2 separate regions of the Homo sapiens genome follow, and region 1 is linked to region 2. Evidence: read pairs that join two places in POLR2A ChIA-PET (ENCODE). Cell type or tissue: OCI-LY7. All regions are shown on one strand.

What was found. ChIA-PET counts read pairs that join two places held together with the same protein. Peaks named below come from ENCODE experiments on the same cell type or tissue, not always from the same donor. Only the 100,000 strongest peaks of a DNase experiment are listed, where the experiment ranks them.
Region 1: POLR2A ChIA-PET joins it to region 2 with 5 read pairs; 2 of 35 experiments call an interaction of 5 or more read pairs at or near these places.

What each region holds. Positions count from the first base shown.
Region 1 is chr7:127,925,569-127,933,568 of GRCh38, forward strand. SND1 (staphylococcal nuclease and tudor domain containing 1) reads left to right here. Exons shown (of 24, transcript NM_014390.4): 15 at 3,620-3,761. Among named protein-coding and RNA genes, the nearest start is that of SND1-IT1, 68 kb to the right of the region's middle. RefSeq lists an enhancer at 4,654-4,743. In OCI-LY7, no CTCF peak of the experiment used is centred here; a DNase peak (open chromatin) is centred at 4,973.
Region 2 is chr7:127,688,173-127,696,172 of GRCh38, forward strand. It overlaps SND1 (staphylococcal nuclease and tudor domain containing 1), which reads left to right. Exons shown (of 24, transcript NM_014390.4): 3 at 6,656-6,776. Among named protein-coding and RNA genes, the nearest start is that of SND1, 40 kb to the left of the region's middle. In OCI-LY7, no CTCF peak of the experiment used is centred here; no DNase peak of the experiment used is centred here.

The DNA.
Region 1 (8,000 bases), 240 kb after region 2:
TCTTAAATCTTTATTTATATATATGGTTGTGGGTGTTTCTTTTTTTTTTTTTTGAAATGGAGTTTCACTTTTGTCACCCAGGCTTGAGTGCAATGGCATGATTGGGCTCACTGCAACCTCCGCCTCCCAGGTTCAAGCGATTCTCCTGCCTCAGCCTCCCAAGTAGCTGGGATTACAGGCACACCCTGCTATACCCAACTAATTTTTGTATTTTTAGGGTTTCACCATGTTGGCCAGGCTGGTCTCGAACTCGTGATCTCAGATGATCCTCCTGCCTCCGCGTCCCAAAGTGCTGGGATTACAGCCGTGAGCCATCGCGCCCGGCCAGGTCTTTTTTTCTTTTTTCTTTTTTTTTTTAAGAGAGAAAATCTCTGTCTCCCGGCTCTTATTAACCCTGGAAATGTGTCTAAGAGACTGAAGCACATTGCTACTTGCACTCTCTCTTTGGAAGGCAAATTACTTAACTGAATTCTGTCAATTTTATATTGTTATAATCAGAATTTCTAAAATAAATAATTTCCATAACTAAATTACCAGGGAGGATTTATAGCTACATCGCCTGAGGAAACGTGCCAGTCTTCCTAACCAGTGTTTTCATTTGAGCCACTGAAACAAATATTAAAGATTTCAAGAATGTTTGAAAAGGAACATGCCAAGCAAAAAAATGCTTGAGATGACAAGGAAAGACATACACTTTTGTGTGGCTGTGACTGAGATTTGAAAGTGCCGACATCTTTGGGTTCTTATAATCAATTTAATTGACTTTATAAGAACTTAATATTCTGTCAGCTTGGATGAAATATCCATCTTTCCACTTAGTGACTGGTCCACAGGCATATCACCTCATCCAAGCCTTCGAAATACTTGCCTCAAGAATATGGGGAACTCCATGTTCTTACCTTATAATTTTTATCTGGAAATAAACATGGCCAGTTCTGATGAGGTTTTAAAATTTGCTGTATGCCTTTGATTTTCTTTTTCTTTTTTTTTTTTTTTTTTTTTTTGTCGGAGTCTCGCTCTATCACCCAGGCTGGAGTGCAGTGGCACAATCTTGGCTCACTGCAAGCTCCGCCTCTCAGGTTCATACCATTCTCCTGCCTCAGCTTCCCAAGTAGCTGGGACTACAGGTGCCCACCACCACACCCGGCTATTTTGTTGTTGTTGTTGTTGTTGTTGTTGTTGTTGTTGTTGTTGTTGTACTTTTAGTAGAGACGGGGTTTCACCGTGTTAGCCAGGATACTCTCGATCTCCTGACCTCGTGATTTGCCTGCCTCAGCCTCCCAAAGTGCTGAGATTACAGGCATGAGCCACCACGCCCAGCCTGATTTTCATAGTTGGCTTTCACTTCTGATCTTTGCCATAATCAATGACATGTCATCCTCTTGGCTATCTTCCCATTTGTCATTTCTGGAATAGAGCTGTTGAGTTGTGCATTGAGACTTAGGAGGAGTCAGGAACATGTATTGATTTTTATGACATGGGTAGCACTAAGGTCCCTTTGAGGCTCCTTGATTATTCTCAGTCTGAGTAGGTTTCTCTCTTTATAAAGTAGGTAAGAGTTTAGCAAAAAAGGAAGAGAGGGTGCTGCAACCTCCTTGTTAGTTTAAACATGAAAGGCATGCCTGTGTGTGTGCCATTGTTATTCCTATAAGCATTTTTTCCAGATAACTACATCCAAAGGATAGTGATGAGTAGAAGTCTATTTCTGAAAAATGTAATTTGCTCTGATCTTGAGGAAAAAGACCTTCTCTTCTGAGATGTTAGGTTGCCTCATGATTTGCGATAATCAATTTGATAATTGTTGTTGACTTACTGGTTCAGCTCATGAATAGTGTCCCAGATTTAGACTAGTATGGCACAAGGATTTTAATCAAGTAGTGCTTTCTTTCCCATGGAGCATTTATCTTGTTTGACTGTTCTGGACTTCAGCCAGCTGCCAGACAGGCATTTTTCATGTGTATATGTGTAGGAGAATGTGTTGCTTAAGTGTTCAATGGGGAAGTTTCCAACCCCCTAAAGCTCATGGTTACCTTGCCTTTTACCACTGTACTGTTAGAGACACTGAGAATGGATCGCTGTCTCTCTTTTTCTCTAAGAATCCGTTTGATGGGAAGCATGAATCTTAGTTACTATGAATACTGTTTTCATCCCAGCCTACCTCACTGCTTCTGAATGAGAGGAGCCCCTTTGGCTGCTCTGAAAACTCTTGAAATACTTGATGGCTTGTTATGTTTTCATTATCTAATGTGCATTAATTTAAATAAAATAGCTCTGTTGTTAGAAGAAGAGTCAAAAAGGAAAAGCTTGGCTGGGTGCAGACTGCTTGTGTCACAGAAGTCAGGAAAGTTTGCAGAACTTGGTGTCCTCAGAGGGAGTTTTCAGTTCTGCTGGCTGGGCTGAAAACCTGAAACTCTAAAATCCAGTGACTATTCCCCTAGCATATACGATGTGATATTTTGATGCTCACTTACTCTATCACCTGTTTAATTAGCTTGAGAGACTGAAAGGATTTGAAGGCCCTTCGCATCTATGTGACTGAGTTCTGAGAGTCGAAATGTCCATGATTTGGCACTCTGGAGGATAGAGCACACAGACTTTGTGTTGATGCACCAAAAAAGGTTTTTAAACTGCTATTCCGTTTTATGTGTTTTTATTATTTCTATAATGATTCCTGCTGACATGAAGTAGTATTTGTCTCCATTGACCACATCCTGCTGTTCTAGATTTCCCTGGGTAGGAACAGTATGCCCCAGGTATCATCTCATCCCCAAAATGAACATAGAGCAGGAGTTGCTGTACTAGTGCCTGGAGAAGGCTGGCCACTTCTCAAGGTTAAGAAACTGTGAGCTCTGAATCTTACATAACCTATTTAAAGATAAACTACTTTTGGCTTCCTGGGACAGGGTTATAGGGACTATGTGAGATAGCCTAGGCGTCGCTTTTTTTTTTTTTTTTAATGAATATTAAAGGTTAAATGGAAGGTTAGTACTGGTCTTCTTACCTCAACTTTTTTTTCTTTCTTTCTTTCTTTTTTTTGAGAAAGAGTTTCGCTCTTGTTGCCCAGGTTGGAGTGCAAATGGCACGATTTCAGCTCACTGCAACCTCCACCTCCCAGGTTCAAGCGATTCTCCTGCCTCAGCCTCCCAAGTAGCTGGGATTACAGGCATGTGCCACCATGCCCGGCTAATTTTTTTCTATTTTTAGTAGAGACAGGGTTTTGCCATGTTGGCCAGGATGGTTTCAAACCCCTGACCTCAGGTGATCCACCCGCCTCAGCCTCCCAAAGTGCTGGGATTGCAGGCGTGAGCCACTGCGCCTGGCACCTCAATTTTGTGTTAAAGGAAGATGAGCTCTTCTTGCCCCAGAGAACTCTGGTGTGAAAGTCTCATTTTCCAAGCACCCTTTTAACTGAGTATTTAAGTTAATCTGGAAACTGTCGATTAACTATATTTCTTCTACTGAGGCCTCATGGGTATCATGTCTATGTCTTGGTTTCAGAAATGTCTATAAATAGGGTTATTTGCTTAGCTTCCTGCCAAACTTTTTGTCCTAGACTATAAAGAAAGAAACGTTGGGTTTTATTACTTTCCAGTTACTCTTTTCCTCTTTTCTCCATCAGGATACCCAAAAAGCAAAGCAGTTCCTGCCTTTTCTTCAGCGGGCAGGTCGTTCTGAAGCTGTGGTGGAATACGTCTTCAGTGGTTCTCGTCTCAAACTCTATTTGCCAAAGGAAACTTGCCTTATCACCTTCTTGCTTGCAGGTAAGTCTTATGTGTTACATGTTACTCTGAGCTCAGAAGTCATCCCTGGAAACCACATACCCTCCTTTCCCCCTGTGTTCTAGATAGGCCCTAGAGCCCACCAGCATGCTCTTCCTCTCTGGTTGGGATATGCAAACACAGTTTCTAGATTGGATCCTCCTGTGCCTGCAGACCCAGCACTGCACCCCCTTTCTGCTCCTCATTTCTACCAAGCACAGGATGTAGGAGTAGAGCAACTTGCAAGCACGCAGCCCTTATAGAGCTAGAGCAAAGGAAGTTCCAGACTAGGAAAATACCAGCCATGGAATTCTCAGAGTTGGCCTTCATTACCCACTTGAAACAGACTGCCCATGCTATGTTAGTTGTGGGGAGGCCTCAGAGGAGCCAAGACACTCTTCCCCTGTAGCTCCCCAAGCAGTGCCCTTTGTCTCCCTTTCATTCTTTTCAAATGCCATTAAGATCCCAGTCCTTTATGAAACCCCAGCCATGACGTTGCTTTCACACGCTCTTCCCACATCGATAGTATTTCTTGTTGTGCTAAGGTTGACGTGCTAAGGCAAAGATGCTCCTTTCTTTGCTGACTTAATGTGTGTCTTACCCTATCTTTTCTGGTAGCTTAATATTTCACAAGCCAGAAGGCTATGTATAAACTGTGCTCTTTGAGCAATTTACATTTATGCATTCAAGGAACAAACTGCTTCATTTCTTTGCTGCTGGCAAATAATAGTTATTTATTTCCAGTTGGTACTTCACAGAGACTGCAGTCTTTGAGGGAAAGCTGTCATTTTACTTCCACCACCACCCCCACCCCGCCCAGCCACCCTTGCACACACAAATATTCATTCACTTGCAAAAGACATATCCCGCCGTGGTCCCCAGATGCACATGGTCCCCACCTTGCCTTTTTTGCTAGTGTCCTGTTGTCTCAGCACTTCTTACATTGAATTACTGAATAGAATTTGCTATGGGGAAAGAGAAACGGGAGTCATGCTTGCTGCCTCCTGCCAGATCGCCTTGGCCTCCTTTTCCTAGAAGGCACAGGTAGTTTCTTGTCTGGATAAGGGTCTCCCTCAGGCCCCAACTAAATGGATTGAGTTATGAGAGATAAATCACTCCCTGAACACATGACCATGGAGCTCACTGCTGCTGCTTGGCTGTCACTTCTCATTGTGGCTCTTGTACATACTCTTATGAACTTGATCACTGCACAGCTCTGCAGGCCTTCTGAAGGGACTCATTGAAGTGTGACACCAAGCTCAGGGCAGCTACGCAAAAGAAGAGATGCAAAAAAATTCATACCTTATTGGAGGGCTGTGGTTTTATTTTTGCTAATGTGAGTTATGGTAAACTGAAAGGCAGTGTGGCAGTTGTGTGAGAGAGTCCTTTTATGCAGCCATTTGTACCTTTTTACCAAGGTTTCTATACCCATGAAGTTTCTTGGTAGTGAACTTTTGCTAGAGAGTTGGAGGCACAGGCATATCCAGGTTTATTGCACTTCTTTTTATTGTGCTTCAGATATTGCATTTTTTTTATAGATAGGAGGATTGTGACAACCTGTGTTAAGCAAGTATGTCAGTGCCATTTCTCCAGCAGCATGTGTCTATCACATTTGGTAATTTTCACATTTCAAACTTTATTATTATTATATCTGTTATGGTGATCTGTGACCAGTGATGTTTGATGTTATTATTTCAATTGTTTCGGGTCGCCATGAACCACAGTCATATAAGATGGTAAACTTAATTGATAAATGTTGTATGTGTTCTGACTGCTCCACCCATTGAATGATAAGAAAACCAAACAAAGCTTGGTGCAGTGGTGCATGCCTGTACTCCCAGCTACTCAGCAGGCTGAGCCCAGGAGTTGCAGATCAGCCTGGGCAACATAATGAGACCCTGTCTCAAAATAGAAAAGAAATTGAAGCAGCCTTATTGCTTATATGGAAAAATTTTAGTGGTCTGGATAGAAGATCAAACCAGTCACAATATTTCCTTAAGCCAAAGTCTAATCCAGAGAAAGACCTCTGGATTTGACTCTCCTCAATTCTGTGAACACTGAGAGGTAAAGAAGCTGCAGAAGAAAAATTTGAAGCTGTTAGAGGTTGGTTCATGAGGTTTAAGGAGAGAAGCCATCTTCATAACATAAAAGTACAGGGTGAAGCAGCAAGTGCTGATGTAGAAGCTGCAACAAGTTATTCAGAAGATCCAGCTAAGATCACTGGTGAAGGTGGCTACACCAAACACCAGATTTTCAGTGTAGATGAAACAGCCTTCTACTGGAAGAAGATGCCATTCCAGGATTTTGGTAGCTAGAGAGAAGTCAGTGCCTGCCTTCTGAGTTTCAAAAGACAGGTTGACTCTGTTGTTAAGACCTTATGCAGCTGGTGACTTTAAGTTAAAGCCATTGCTCATTGACCATTCCAAAAAACCTAAGGCTCTTAAGAATGATGCTAAATCTACTCTGCCTGTGCTCTGTAAAAGGAACAGCAAAGCCTGTATGACGGCACATCTGGTGACAGCCTGGTTTATGGAATATTTTAAGCCCTTTGTTGAGACCTACTGCTCAGAAAAAAAAAGATTTTTTTGCAAAATATTACTGCTCATTCACAGTTCTGCAGCTAGCTGGTCACCCAAGAGCTCTGAAAGAGTTGTACAAGAAGATTGTACATGCCTGCTAACATAGCATTCATTCTGCAACCCATGTATCAAGGAGTAATTTTGATTTTCAAACCTTACTATTTAAGAAATATGTTTTGTAAGCCTAAAGCTGCCATAAATAGTGATTCTTCTGATGGATCTGGGAAGCAAATTGAAAACTTTCTGGAATGGATTCACCACTTTAAATGCCATTGAGAACATTTGTGATTCATGGGAGGAGGTTGAAACAGCAACCAGCATAAACAGGGATTTGAAGGAAGTTGATTCCAAGCCTCCTGGTTGACTTTGAAGAGTTCAAGACTTCAATGGAGGAAGTAACTGCAGATATGATAGAAATAGCAAAAGAACTAGAATTAGAAGTAGAGCCTGGGGATAAAACTGAGTTACTGAAATCTCATGAAAAGAATTTGAACAGATGAAGAGTTGCATCTTATAAATGAGCAGAGAAAGTTATTTCATGAAATGGAATCTAGTCCCGGCAAAGATGCTGTGAACATTGTAGAAATGACAACAAAGGATTCAGAATATTACCTAAACTTGATGAAACAGCATCAGGGTTTGAGAGAATGGACTCTAATTTTGAAAGAAGTTCTACAGTGAATGAAATGCTATCCCACAGCATTCCATGCTACAGAGAAATACTTTGTGAAAGGAAGAGCCAGTTGATGGAACAAACCTCATTGTTTTTTTTGCCACAGCCACCACCTCCATCAGCAACCACCACCCTGATCAGTCAGCAGCCACAAACATGGAAGCAAGACCCTCCAGCAGCAAAAAGATTATGACGCACTGAAGGCTCAGATGATCATTAGCATTTTTTAACAATAAAGTGCTTTTATTAAACTACAGTATAGGGTGAACACTTTTATATGCCCTGGGAAACTAAAAATTTGTGTGACTTGCTGTATTGCAATATTCACTTCATTGCAGTGGTCTGGAACTAAACTTGCAGTATCTCTGAGGTATGCCTGTATATATTCATCTCATCCTCTGCTCTGTAGCATCTCATCTTCTGCTCTGAGAAAGAAAAGCATCCTTTTGGCAATGTAGAGCTTTATCCCAGAGGTGAAAAAGAGAAACAGTATTATTCTTCCTGGGAAACATGGCCACAAATGTATAGGGGAAAGAGAACATTGAAGTTTTGTCTTTTAAGCTCTAAACTACCTGAATGGAGCCGGCTCAGAGCACAGACCATCTTGGCTGGAGTTTTCCTGCAGAATTCTTCTAGTTTTACGTTGCTTAGACACAAGCAGTCTGATCACTCGACTCTGCATCAGCCAGTTCCTGTGTGTATTTGGCATTATTTTAAGCTTAGCAATTCAAAAGGCATTGCCTGAGTTAACTTACATTGTGAAAGATAGATTACACAGAAGCAAATACGTGATAAAAATATAAGCCTTTTACATTTTTCTCCTGCCATAGTGTGTGCTGTTATATTATGCATCTTTTGGTTTCTTCAGAAACCTGGCAAGAATACAGGACAGGGAAAAGTCTTAAGAGAAAGCAGATCTCAGTTTGCATCATGGCTCTACTGTGTATAAGCAGGTGACTTTAACAAGGTTATTTACCCTCTTCAAGCCTC
Region 2 (8,000 bases):
CCTAATGGTGATTTGAGAACCTTCTGTGCCTATGTCCCATCATCTCCTCCATCCTTCCCTCACACCCCTCAGCCTCTAATGCCCAGCCCCCTTGCTTTTGTGGTCTGCCTTTGACCCCTTAAGTTTCTGCTCTTTGGGCAGCTGCTATGTGTACCAATTTGGCATTGTTTAGTCTTTTTGGCTTCTACACTTTGAAACATTAGTGCTTTGCTGTCCTTTAGCAGTGCTTTGGCTGTCAGAAATGAAATTTCTGGGCTGGCCATGGTGGCTCATACCTGTAATCCAAGCACTTTGGGAGGCTGAGTGGGGATGATTGCTTGAGCCCAGGACTTCAAGACCAGTCCTGACAACTGACAACATAGCAAGATCCCATCTCAAAAAAAAAAAAAAAAAGAAAAAATTAGCCAGGCATGGTGGTGCATGCCTGTAGTCTCAACTACTTGGGAGGTAGAGGTGGAAGGATCACTTGAACCTGGGAGTTCAAGGCTGCAGTGCATCATGATTGTGCCACTACACTGCAGCCTGGGTGACAGTGTAAGACCCTGTCTAAAAAAAAATAATAAAAAAAAAAAAGCAAAATTTCTGGATTCCAATTATTTGTTCTTTGCCCCAACTTTATCATGTTGGGCAGGTTGGTACCTCAGCTTTTGTGTGCTATTCCCTGCCAGGGAGGTAAAGAAGAAAAAGCAAGAGTTTATGTGGAACTTTTATTAATATTTAAGTAAAGCATTTAGTTTTTAAAATTATAATAAAGGACATTTTATTTTAATTAAGAAGTTAGTGAAGCAATGGTATAGATAATAGAGATAGAGAAAAACTCCCATAATTCTACTACCAACAGCAATCAGACTAAATAGATTAAAATAAATTTAAGTAGATTAAAATCAGTTCTTTTTCACTGGTCCTCCATCAGGGACCACACATATTGAGAATATTAGCATATACCTCAGGGTCGTTTAATGAAGATTAAACAAGATAACATGAAGTGCTTTAGTGCATGCTTATAAAATAATAAATGTTAGTTGTGGTAATCACTACTACTGCTTGCTAATTTCTCTTACTACAGATACTCCTAGTACTGTTAGATCAACCACTGAAGATTAAATATCTTTCAGCATTTTTCACATTTTGGGCATTAACAAATGGGTGAACCAACATTTTGAATAGTTTCTTTTCCTATTGTGTAACAGCTTGATTGCTTCCAAATGAAGAGTGTTGACCCTTCTTGGAGCTGACCAAGTTCATTTGCCCAGAAGGAAGAACTAGTGTAGCCTCTAAGAAAGAAGGGTTGGATTTTAATTTCCTGTTTTGTGGATGAGAATCTTGGGCAGAGAAATACAAGGCCAGTTGGAACTTGTTCTAAAATATCATAACTGTATCCCATGTTAACAGGACGGTGAAATCTTACCAGAACTATCCTAGGTGAAAGGATACTGTGTAATCTGATCCTAGCATTCTGGTGTAGTTCCATATATTTATACAGTCTAGTGCTTTTTGCCTCTCCCAGACTAACTCAGTCTCACTGTTTCTCCTGGTAACTCTTCAGAGATCCCTGTGAGATGAAATATTTGATAGCTGCAGATTTCATCTTTTCCTAGCCCACAGTCATCATTTCTCCTTCCTAATAATCCAATGTCTCCTCACCCTGCTGTGATTTGGTTTTCCTCCTATTGTACCCTCAAAGCTGCATCGACACAAGTTACCAGTAATGTCAATTGATTGAAAAACCTGATTTCCCTGCTCTCATTTTGACTCCCCCACCCCCCACCCCAACGCTGACATCCAGGCCTTTAACAAGGCCTAGGGATTCTGCCTCCTTAAAACCTCTCTTATCCATACTTGACATTTGATTAATACTGCTATTCTTTGTTCATCTCTGATAGAGTGCTTAGATGTTGAAATAATAGTCTCTTTGCCCTCATTCTCCTTCCCTCTAATCCTTTCTCCATATGCTCTCAGATTTTTTTGAAACATAATTTTATTTTTTCCCAGACTCTTCAGTGGTTCCTCATATTCCAAGACACTTTAGTGATTCCTCATATTCCAAGACACTTTAGTAATTCCTCATTACCTCTGTGACAAATCTAAATGCCTTAGCCTGGGTTACAAGCGCATTTGTGATATGACTTTTAGACTTCTCTTACTGAAACCCCTCTGGGATGCCAAGCCCCCACCATGCTGAAGAACTTAAGTCTTCCTACAGGCTGGGGTCCTGCCTTCTGCCCTCAGCTCATGCAGCCCCCTCCATCAGTAGTTCCTTCGCCACCTCTGTGGCTGGTGAGCACCTGCTGTCTTTTAAGATTCAGCCACTTAAGAAATCACACCTGACATTTCCTTTCATCATCCCATCTTGGTGCTGTCATAGCATTCACAACATTTCATTGCATGTTTACACGTTTATATATCTTTCTCTACTGGATTGCAAGCTCCAAAGAAGAGAGCCTTTCTCTCATCTCTGTGTCTTTGTGCCTAGTCAGTACCTGACACAATACAGGTAAGCAGTGAATAAACATTTAAATGAATAATGAGGAAAAGAACCTGAGCGTCTCCATTTTAGGGGTTGAAAGATTGTGCAATGTGGCACTACGCTTTCTCTCTGGCTTTCTATTTCTTTGGAGCATGTTTAGCTTTTTCACATTCAGGAATAATCAAGGACCTTATTGCTCATTTGCATCCCTTTGTATCACTGTCCCAAATATCTTCACATGATTATTCTTTGCCTTCTGTCATGATATCGTCTTTCAAAGAAACTCAGCTGTCTCTTAAGTCCTGTGGCAATGAAAGCAGCCCCACTGTATGCCCCCAGCCATCTCTTCACTGTTCCAAGCTAATCCCCAGCGTTGCCTAGCTACTCCAGGCAGCTTAGATACTGCATTGATGGGCACTGTGGGAATTATATATTTATTTCCCACAGAATTATTGAGCTCCTGCTGCGGGTAAAGTTGTTTATGTTTTCATGAGAAATATAGAAATGAGTGTCACAACCACTAAAGAACTTATTCATTTAACTAAACACCACCCATTCCCCAAAACCTATTGAAATAAAAAAAAAAATTAAGAAATACTATCTTTAAAAAATAATAAAAGTGGCTGGGCGCAGTGGCTTATGCCTGTAATGCCAGCACTTTGGGAGGCCGAGGCGGGCGGATCATGAGGTCAGGAGTTCGAGACCAGCCTGGCCAACATGGTGAAACCTTGTCTCTACTAAAAATACAAAAAAAATTAACCGGGCGTGGTGGCATGTGCGTGTAGTCCCGGCTACTCGGGAGGCTGAGGCAGGAGAATTGCTTGAACCCGGGAAGCGGAGGTTGCAGTGAACCAAGATTATGCCACTGCATTCCAGCCTGGCGACAGAGCGAGACTCCGTCTCAAAAATAAATAAATAATTAAATAAAACAAACTAAAAGAAGGTAAAAAATAAAAAAATAAATATTTTGCTGTTTTTGTTTGTTTGTTTTTAGATGGAGCCTCGCTTTGTCGCCCGGGCTGGAGTGCAGTGGCGCAATCTTGGCTCACTGCAACCTCCACCTCACAGGTTCAAGCAATTCTCCTGTCTCAGCTTCCCAAGTAGCTGGGATTGCAGGCGTGCGCCAACATGCCTGGCTAATTTTTTTTTTTTTTTTTTTTTGTATTTTCAGTAGAGATGGAGTTTCACCATGTTGGCCAGGCTGGTCCTGAACACCTGACCTCAGGTGACCTGCCAAGAGTCTTGGCCTCCCAAAGTGTTGGGATTACAGCCGTGAGCCTCCCAAAGTGCTGGGATTACAGGCCCGGCCATATTTTGCTATTATTTTAAAAAAGAAATGAATGTCACAATCCTGCATTCATTGGAGCTGTTGAGGACTGGGGTAGCTGGGGAAAGACGGCAGAGCAGGATTATCAGTTACATATCCAGATGGCACGGTGGGGTGGTTGGAAGAGAAAGAGGGACAAAAAGTATTGAATGTTGGGTCATTTACCTAGTAACTAGTTAAGGTTTTACATTCTGGGGTTTCATCTTGTCCTGGTAGTTTTAAGAGTCTATCTGGTCAAAGAGAAGATTAGAATTAAAAGCTCAGTTTCATTGTGGTAGATATGACAACCTTTCTTGGGTCTGGAAGTTCTGAGCAGGCCGCCAGATTGCCTGCAGTTGGGCATTCTAAAGGAAAGAGTAATTTTGAGTCTCAACTTCTTAAAAGCCACTTGCTTCTTAGATGGGACTCTGGGGCATCATTTGAATAGACCACAGTTATTCTTCCTGTTAGACCATTCTGGCCCTTATTTGAATAAATGCTTTGAGCAAATTTCCTTATTTGAGCAAGCTTCTGTTAGGATAGACTTCTCCATCAGATAGTCCTCTGCCTGGCTGTCCTTTGTGTGGACACATGGGTAACACTGGCCTCACTTCCATAAGGGTTCTGTCCCAGAGCACTCTCTTGCCCTCAGAGGAGTGATGTGGTCAGTTGCTTTCCTCTATAGCTCTTTGAGTCTCTTGATTGCCTCTCTTCTTAACTAATATCTTGTCCAGTTATTGAATTTGCCCAACTCTGGACGGAACACACTTGAGAAGGCTTATTTAGGAAGGAAGATTGCAGAAACTAGGTTATTTTTTCTTACACGGTTAGGCATATGTCCTTTGCAAGACCTCCAGTGTGGTTTTCTCTTATTGACCGGTAACTAACCAGCTGGAAAACATGAGGTCCTAAGGGGAAGATGTTTCTTCAGCGAGCCTTAAAAGTTTTTTAGAAAAGTTCTGCCTGGTTGGTAGAAATTGGAGATTTCCCTGCAGGGGCTAGTTATTTTCCTGTGAACTGACCTTTTGTAAAAGTGTTTTCACCAAAGTCTTGGCCTCTTTTAGGAGCACTGGTCTTATCAGAGCTTTTCCAAGTATTTAGGAAAGCTCTATGTTACTGAATTTTAAATATTAATACTCAGGACTACATCTTAAACTTATCTGTAGCTGTGTATGTTTTTGGAGTAAGTTGATCCCTAAGGTAATAAAAATTTGGGACGCTTTGTTCATTGGTTCGGTGCTGTTTCTGTGATGTGGTTGATAATTGGGATCATTTGTCAATCATCAGACTCTTTGGTGACTGGTATCTGATTTTATTTTTGGAGATTGGGGTGGGGGGTAGAAATGAGACATAAAATCAAGGTGAACTTGATATTGTCATTGAGTGAATTGGGTTGGCCTCTGCTTTGAAGAGAGGGCATGATGTGAGCAAGTATCTGTTCATTTTTGCATCTTTAAGAACCCTTACTGAGGATCAGTTCTCTAGAACCTCATGATTTATGTTATGTAACAGTACTGTTTTTATGACTACCAGCCCAACAGTTTGGTGGACCTGCCACCTTTTGATTGGTTTCTGGTTTCTTAGAAGTCATATGGATATTTTTCTTCTAGAAAAGCTTGTTGGGTGACTTCATGGAATAATTAGCATGGACCAAAAAGGTTAACAGAGGCTTCCTTTCAGGCCATCAGTTTACTCTTTTGCCTTTACTGTGTGTAGCATGAGTTCTGTGGTTTGAAGAGATTATAATAGACAATGTATGCATATTGTATATCACTTTTCCCTTTTATACTTCACATTTTTTTCAGCATGTGAGCTCCTACTAATCATACGCTCCTTGAACACCTACCCCATCCCTCCCCATTTTGGTACTAAGGGAACTTGGGACATTAAACCAGGTCCAGACTATAAGTTCAAGTGCCAGTGGCCACTGTGCCAATGGCTTCAGAGGAGAATCTCCCTTTGTCTGAACCATCCCAGGAGTGATAGGATGGGGAGGGGCAAAACCACCCCTTTGTGTATTATCTTGAGATGACATGGAGACTCTGCTTCTACTGTGTGGATGTGTAGCTCAGTCCTCGTGTCTGTGCATGGAACGGTGAGAGGAAAGAATCACCATTATCAAGGTGATCCTTTGTCAGGGGCTGTTACTGGTGTCCTCCCAAGGATGTTGGGACCTGTAAAGGCTTCAGACTAGAGCAGAAGTAGAAGAAGAGCCATTTTGGGGGATATCTTCTTACTATTGCTGATCTTTAAAGAGGGGAGTGGAGATGACTTAAATAAGGCTCACTTGAGCAGGGGATTCACTCTGAAATAAGAACACTAGAATCATGTCCCTCCTCCAACAATGGCTTTAACTGGTTTCAGGCTAGTTTAATAGGCAGTGAAACTGTTTTAGAAACTGGAAAGAGGCGGAGAAATGGAGGTGGTAGTTGTTATTTATGACTTCCCTCTGCCTAGGTGGGTTCCTGGAGCCTGGACTTCCCATTTGAAGGAGTGGGTTGATATATATACAGCATTTAGAGCAGTGGCTGGCACATGGTATGTGCTATAAAAGCATTGGCAAATGTTATTCACAAAGTAAGCTATAACTCTGAACAGACAGTGATAGGGAAAAAGTCCTGCTGCCAGTGTCTGGAAAACTCTGAGGCCTGTTTTTAGTGTCTGTGTTAGTTAAACCAACTGCTGGACCCTCCTTTTTTTATGAGCCCCCTAAGTGTGCGATCTGCATTGTGTGCATTTCATTTTTATATTCTCAAGGTCCAGCGCAGGGCCAGGACCATGGTAGGTACTCAGACATTTACTGAAGGTATGAAGTTGCTTGAATGCTGATTGGCATCTGAAACTAGGCAGTTCTCATGTGACATATTTGTTTTGTCTTTCAGCCCTGGGCATTTCCAGCTCGAGAGTTCCTTCGAAAGAAGCTGATTGGGAAGGAAGTCTGTTTCACGATAGAAAACAAGACTCCCCAGGGGCGAGAGTATGGCATGATCTACCTTGGAAAAGGTGAGCTGCAGGGAGAGGACTCATTTCTCTCAAGTCTAAAGTTCTGTTAAAGATCAGTTTTCTTGTGGTGGAAGGCCAGTGTGGGTTCTGGTGGAGGAAGCTCTAGGACAGTTGGCTGAAGGCATAAATGCAAATGCTTTGGGCCCTGAGCACAGGGAATATATGTGTACAGAGGCATGCCCCCGGTGTTCCTGTTCCTTGTGTACCCCTTTTCCTGCTTTGGTTTAGGTGCATGTAGTATAGAGTTGCATTCTTCCTCATGTTTAGGCCATTCACTCATGGAACTCAATGGCTCTGTGCTTCTAGGTCAGAATGCTAATTGAATTTCTATAGATTTCCTTTTGTATCTTCTATTTCTTTTATCTATCTTGTGGCTTTTCTTCTCTTGGGAACTCTTTTGGAAAGGAAGATTTGTTGAGGGCCTGTGGTTTTTTGCAGCCTACATGTTTTTAATGGAATGGAAGGAGCACAGATGTCGGGGTTGCATAGATGTAGGTTAGAATTCTGATTTCCTACCATGTGCCCTTACTTAACCCTTAACCTCTGTAAGCCCTAGTTTCTTCATTTGTAAGTTATTGAGAGAGTTGAAAGAGATAGTATAGGCCAGGCACCGTGGCTCACACCTGTAATCCCAGCACTTTGGGAGTGTGAGGCAGGAGGATCTCTTAAGCACAAGAGTTCGAGACCAGCCTGGGGCAACATGGTAAAACCCCGTTTCTATGGAAAAATTAGCCAGGCGTGGTGGCGCACGCCTGTAGTCGTAGCTACTCGGGAGGCTGAGGTGGGAGAATCACCTGAGTCTGGGAGGTCAAGTCTGTGGTGAGCCATGATCATGCCACTGCACTCTAGCCTGAGTGACTGAGTGAGATCCTGGTCAAAAAACAAAAAAATAGTATATGTAAAGCACCTCACTCTGGATATTTGTGTGTGTGCATATTGTATAGCTGGGCCAGATGCTTCATGGGATATTAGATGTTCTGGGCTTTTTGGATTAGGTAGTAAGAGAATAAGATTGAGGAATGGAGTTGGAACAGAAATAGGATGTTGAAAGAGGAATTGGTAGGATGTTCTCCAGAAAGCAGCCAGATGAACATGAAGTTATGTTCATTGAACTATTTGTGGAGCAGAATTTTTTTTAAGTTTCCTTTGATTCTTTGATTAAAAACCTTTCAGATAGCTCATGTAACGGAGTTGATTTGGATAATCTATTTGAGTTGGATAGTC